2 separate regions of the Homo sapiens genome follow, and region 1 is linked to region 2. A link is a contact called in ENCODE Hi-C data. All regions are on one chromosome and are shown on one strand. The core of a region is the stretch at or near the end of the contact, and the rest is flanking DNA. Distances in the headings are between cores, read along the strand shown.

What was found. Hi-C counts contacts between places; a loop is a spot of excess contacts on that map.
Region 1: a loop to region 2 is called in a map of vagina, with 29 times the contacts of the local background. The contact joins the promoter of LINC02709 here to the promoter of STIM1-AS1 in region 2. A Hi-C loop is called at or near these places in 1 of 168 maps with a recorded cell type or tissue (vagina).

Annotation. Positions count from the first base shown.
Region 1 is chr11:9,758,235-9,761,165 of GRCh38, reverse strand. LINC02709 (long intergenic non-protein coding RNA 2709) reads left to right here and starts at 1,633. Exons shown (of 3, transcript NR_033972.1): 1 at 1,633-1,737. It overlaps SBF2-AS1 (SBF2 antisense RNA 1), which reads right to left and starts at 2,873. Exons shown (of 3, transcript NR_036485.1): 1 at 2,663-2,873. RefSeq lists silencers at 2,424-2,543, 2,664-2,931.
Region 2 is chr11:3,854,242-3,856,941 of GRCh38, reverse strand. STIM1-AS1 (STIM1 antisense RNA 1) reads left to right here and starts at 1,364. Exons shown (of 2, transcript NR_183662.1): 1 at 1,364-1,585; 2 at 2,284-2,619. It overlaps STIM1 (stromal interaction molecule 1), which reads right to left and starts at 1,278. Exons shown (of 13, transcript NM_001382567.1): 1 at 533-1,278. The coding sequence starts at 671. It overlaps MIR4687 (microRNA 4687), which reads right to left and starts at 880; the gene lies at 801-880. RefSeq lists enhancers at 363-412, 423-502, 653-862, 1,078-2,023, 2,233-2,302 and silencers at 1,083-1,242, 1,303-1,362, 1,843-1,892.

The DNA.
Region 1 (2,931 bases), core at 384-2,883, 5.9 Mb before region 2:
CTCCCAAAGTGCTGGGATTACAGGCATGAGCCAACGTGCCTGACTGATCATTTATACTTCTAATCATCTGTCTACAGATCAGTCCACTAGTCCATTCATCCCTATAAGCATCCATTATCCTAGAGTCCACCCATCACCCATCGATCCATATAACCAACAACTATCCATCCACATGTTACCCTTTCATAACCTCCAGGTAGAGGGGAGTAAGGTCATGAAGGATCTCATCACAGGGCTGAGGCCATCCAACTTTAATGCTGAAAAGTGGGAAGCTATGGAAGGATTTTGAACAGGAAAGTTATATAGTTGGACCTGTATTTTAGAAAAATAACTCTGACAGCTATAAGCAAGATAGATAGGTCTTACTGTCTAAAGGCGGGAAGACCAGTTGGGGTAATATTAAAATATTCCAGATGATGAATTAGGGCAGAGACACAGGGGCTTCAGAAAAGAAGATTCAAGGGAGAGACAGGAAAGCAGCTCTGGGAACAAGCCCAAGCCAGAAGGGCAGGCCTAGATGGAAAACTGTCTAATAGGGGGCCTCAGTTTTGCAATCACCAGCTCAGCCCAAGCACTGTATTTGCCCCAGATCTCAAGTGGAACCAGGCCTCCTGCACATTCTGCACATTTGGGGCAGAGTTCCCAAGAAGCCCAATCCAGAACCAGTCCTCTCTGGGCCCTTCAGCAGAGCACTCTGTCCTGCATCTCAGGTCTCTGAGTAAGTGGTATTTCCAGAGTACACATGCCCCCACCAACTCATCTCACAGCTCAGCCTTGGCTACAGAAAGCCAGGGCCTCTTCTTTGTTAATTTTCTTCAACTCCTCAGAGGTTGGGCCTCCGGCCCAGTGAAGTCAGGGTCTGGGAGGCAGCCCTGGCTCCCTGCCCGCCCACAGAGGATATATTTGGAGCAAGACAACTCCTTCTGGACACAGAGCTTGGGACCCACCCCGCAGGGCTGCCCCAACCAATTTTACTGAGTATCCACGCAGTGTGGTTGTCACTCACGTTTTCACTTGTTAGTTCATTCATTTGTTTACTCATTCATTCATTCCACAAACATTTATTGATCTGCTGGTATGATGCAGCAGGTACAACAGGATGTGTGGTGGGCACATATCTGTATATGTGTGTATATGGGTATCTCTAAGCAAGGATGGCAGAACACACTCTGGGTGCCCTCCCTCAGGGTTCAGTGGTGATGATGACTCACACTCAGGTGTATATGGCATCTGTGGGGACCTGTGTGCAAGTACATGCAGGCACGTGCTCTCTGAGGAGGTAGCTATGACTCAGTGGCACGCGGCATCTGTGGGTATCTGTGTGGATATGTGTCTGAGTGCAGGCATGAGCATAGGCGCTTGCTCCCCAGGGGGTGGGGGAAGTGGTTGTGACTCAGCTGCACATGGTGACTGGGAGCCTACAGGCCAGCTGTGACTTTATGGCTTTGCTTATTTGCCAAGCCAAACAGTTAGTGTTGGGCGTAAATATTCTATCAGAGTGTGCATGGAATAAGTCCTGAGCTAGGGACCTCCAGCAGGCAGGAGAGACTCAGTAGTCTTGGCCCAGCAGCATCTGTCCCCCGCCTGCCCCCTCCACCGTAGGTATACAGGTCCTACCCTCCCTCCCTCGCCCTCTCCACTCCTGCCTCCTGGAGACTCAGCGAGCTCGTCCCTCATTGACTCTACATCACCCCTCACCCACCGGTCCCAGGTGCACACACGAGACCAGGCCCAGAGGTACAGGGCTGTGGCCTTCGAGCTGCCAGCCCAATCCATTTTTCTACCATACCAAAAACCCCTTCTTTTTCAGCCCTCATGACCGCGTCTTCCTCCAACATCCCAGCCCCGGTCGTAGGCTCGGCAAGCCCGCTCCAGGGCCCACTTCCCATCTCGGCGGCCGCAGACCCGCTGCCTCCCCATCGGCGCGGCCCCATCTTCACCTCTGAGCTCCTTGCCCCTCTCTCCCTGGCTGTCTCTGTCCTTATCTGTCCCAAGTCTATCTTTGTCTCTTCTCGAGCCGGGCTGTCTGCAGCAGAGGCTTCACCAGAGTGGAGGTGCTGACAGAGTGCGGGGTGTGGGGAGGACAATCTGTGTCCCTTCTTGAGCCTTATCGGGAAAACTTAAGTCACTGCTCAGGGCTCAGACTGGAATTTCGCCCTAGATGACCTTGCTGGGTCTGCTGGGGCCTCCGCAGGGACAGCCAGGGTCAAACGAGTCAGGAAACAGGCCCCTGCTTGTGGGCCGCCTGCCCGCCCTCATCCCAACCAGGCCGCCTGCAGCGCCCTCGGCGGGAGACGCCGGGGAGGGGAGAGAAGGGAGGAGACGGGAGGGGCGGCCCCGTCTTGGGCACTCGCAGGGACTGGCGGGAGGCCGTGTGGGGCTGGAATCGTGACCACGGATGCCGCAAGGCCACAGGGCCCTCCTCGGGGTCCCGGCCGGAAATCCTCAGGGGCCCGAGGAGGAGCCGGGGCGGCCACCCGACCACCTCCCCGCGGGCCGCAGGCAGGCGGCGCGCCGTACCCGCCGAGAACGCGGGAAGAGGCCATCGCGTCTGGACACCTGGGCTTCGTCCCAGAGCCGTCACTGCTGTGTCCCCTTGGGCAACTGCCTAGCTCCCTGAGCCTCACTTTTCACACCTGGAACATAGGAAAATTGCGCCCACCTTCTGGGTCGTGGCAGATAAAATGAGTTCACGTCAGGGCTGGCTCTCAGGAGGCGCTCAGTGCTCGTGGCTTTCCTCCCCGGTGGACAGAACCCCGGGGCAGCTCCCCGCGCCCTGACGCCCAGAGCGGAGCGGCCCGGAGCGGAGCGACCACCGCACACTGGACCCGACCCTAGTCGGCCCCGCGCGCCCGGGTCGGGGCTGGAACCTGCGGGCGTGGCGCACGCCTGCCACCTGGCGGCGAAGCCCCCAGGCCGCCCGTCCCGCCC
Region 2 (2,700 bases), core at 115-2,614:
ATGCGCACAGCAAAGAGACAAGACTACCTAAGGGAAGGGTGGGACTAGGGTTCCCACGGTTGTTGGAATAGGCACACCTGAACACCAGGCTTTCAGGCAACAGAGGTGGCCCAGCCTTAACTTTCCCTTTCCAACATAAGTGGCCCCAACCTCCCCCATGCTGCTCAGTACTAAAACCGAATAGGAGCAATGAACTTATCATCTCACCAGGCCATTCTTCCAGACAAGTAGGCCTAAGATGGGGTCTTTCCTTGCTGATCTAAAAGGTCAAGTTGCCCCAAAGGCTTCTTCTTACTGCCAACAAAAAAAATCCTGAGTGCGGGGGATGAGGAAAGTTGTTCAGGAAAGATACAGGCATTTGCCATGACTACTGACCAGAAAGAACTTCTTGAACTACTTGGAACAGGCAGTGCCATGTGTGAATCCTCCATGAACCTCACATGTACAAACCTAGATTTCAACTTGCCCACTTCGGGCCACTCAGTCCTGAGCCAAAGCCTCCAGCCCAGTCCAGCCCGCAGCAAGGCCTTACCTGCTGCAGTGGACTCCTCAGAGTTGGCCCCCGAGCTGGTTCCTGTCGCCTTCTCACTGTGACTATGGCTGAGGCTCTGGCCCTGGTGCAGGAGGAGTCCCCAGAGGAGCCACAGGGCAAGACGGACGCATACATCCATGACTCTAGGTCTCAGTCAACATGCGTCTGATGTGGACACCTCGGGATCCCAGAGGCAAAGCCAGGAGCCCGGGAGTGCAGCCGACGGTCTCCAGGCAAGATGCCCTCGCGGCTCCGCAGCTGTCCAGCCACCCGCGAGCCTGCCCCCTCCAACAGCCAAAGGTCAAGTGCTCCAAGTTTGGGTGCGGGAGGAGGGCTGGCTCCTCAGGTCCAACAGTGGGTCCGCCGGGGCTGCGGCGGCCTGAGCTCGTGCCGCTTCCGGAGACTTCGGGCAGGGTGGCTGCGGGGCTGCTGTCAGCTCCGCAGATTACTACACCCCTGCGGAAGGGGGCGGCCGGAGTCTCCGCGGGCACAGAAGTGGAGGAGGAAGAGAAGAGAAGAGAAGAGAGGCGAGAAGGGGGCACCTGACCTCGCCCTGCCGAAGAGCGGCGAGCAGCAGAAGCTGGGGAGGGCGTGCGACCCGCAGGGTCCTGAGGGCGCGGGCGTCTCCGGGATCCTGGGCCTCCTAGGCCGAGGTCAGCGCCCCCGCCCAGTCCCGTGCCCAGGCGGCTGGCGGTGCCCAGGTCCAGCAGGCGGACGCACACCGGCCAGGCCCAGGACAGCGGCTTCCAGGCGGGCGGGCGGCGCGGGGCGGGCCCGGGGCGGGCGGGGGCGTGCGTCTCCGCGCCCGCCCCGCGCCGCCCGGTCCCCAGCGAAGCCCGGGCCAGCCCCAGCGCCCAGCTGGATCCCGGAATAACCGGTGAAGACGGCTCCCCGGAATCCCCGCCCCTAGCGGGCTCTCCCGGACCCCCGGCCCGCGCTAGTCTTTGCCAGGATCCCGCGCAAAGGATCAAGTCCCAGCTTCCCTTTCCCCACCGAGAGTCTCCAGCGCCAACCGCGGGCCGTCGGGCGGGTCCCTGACCCGCAGTTACTCAGGTAACTCAGGCCTGCGGCGGCGGCGACAGCAGCTGCCCTGCCCCGATCTCCGGGCCTTGGTGCTGCTCCACTCGCCTCAGTTCTAGAGCTGTCTAAACAGAGGCCCAGGACACGACGTTAGCCTCCCAGGAGCTGCCTGAGGCGACAACAGCCTGACCCGGCTCGGCCCGGGGGCGAGCTCCCAGCCCCCAACTCCCGGCCAGTTCCCAGGCTCCGCCCTCGCGCCTCGCCTGACAACCAATCGGCTTCCGCCTCTCTGCGGCTTGGGAACCCGCGCGCTTCGTCGCCCATGCGCAGCGGCCCCTGGTGGGAAAATCAGCAAACTGCAGACAGGACTCGGCGCTCCTGGGAGGGCCTGCTCTTTTGCAGAGGGTTGCCGAGTGAAGCTAAGACCCGCCCCGGGGGAGGCCCACGAGGGCCACTGGGGCCTGCGAGTGTTTTCTGAGGAAATGATGATGCCAGAAAGCAAAATGAAATGTCCAAACCACTCTAGCTAAAATTCCCCTACACATTCCTTGAGTCTGGGCTAAAGGGTGCCATCTGCTTTCCCGACCCCGCCTCCCTTCCCCTCCAAGCTAAGTGGGATGCCCTCCCTTAGCTCTCACAGCCCTTTTTCCTACCTGCCCTCAAGCTCTCAGCCCTTTAAGGTTTTTCGGTGGGGCCTGTAAATGCTTCCTCCCTGCATCTCATTCTCCCAGCTACCTCTCTGGTGGAGGAGGTGTCAGCGACTTGAGAATGAGTGCGCCAAAGAAGACAGAGCCACGCCTGAGCCTCCTTCAACAAAGCCTGCACTTCCTGTTCTCTTCTCAAGCGTGCTGTCAGCAGATCTTGACTGAAACCTCTGTGCCCTACCCTGTCCTTGGCACCAGACGCAGGGGAAAGGATCAGGCCCAGTCCCTCCTCTGACTGACAGTGCTAAACCAGCTACCTGTTCTGAGCAAGGCCCCTGAAGACTGGGAACACGAATTTGCCCAACAGCTGCCTGGCTTAAGGGTTAGGCCGTTGATATAAAAATACATGGCTAATGTAACCTACTACCACTCTCCCGGCTCTGTTAAGCTCCTGTCACACTAGCCTTCGTTAAGTTCCTAACCACGTCAAACTCAGCCACCTCA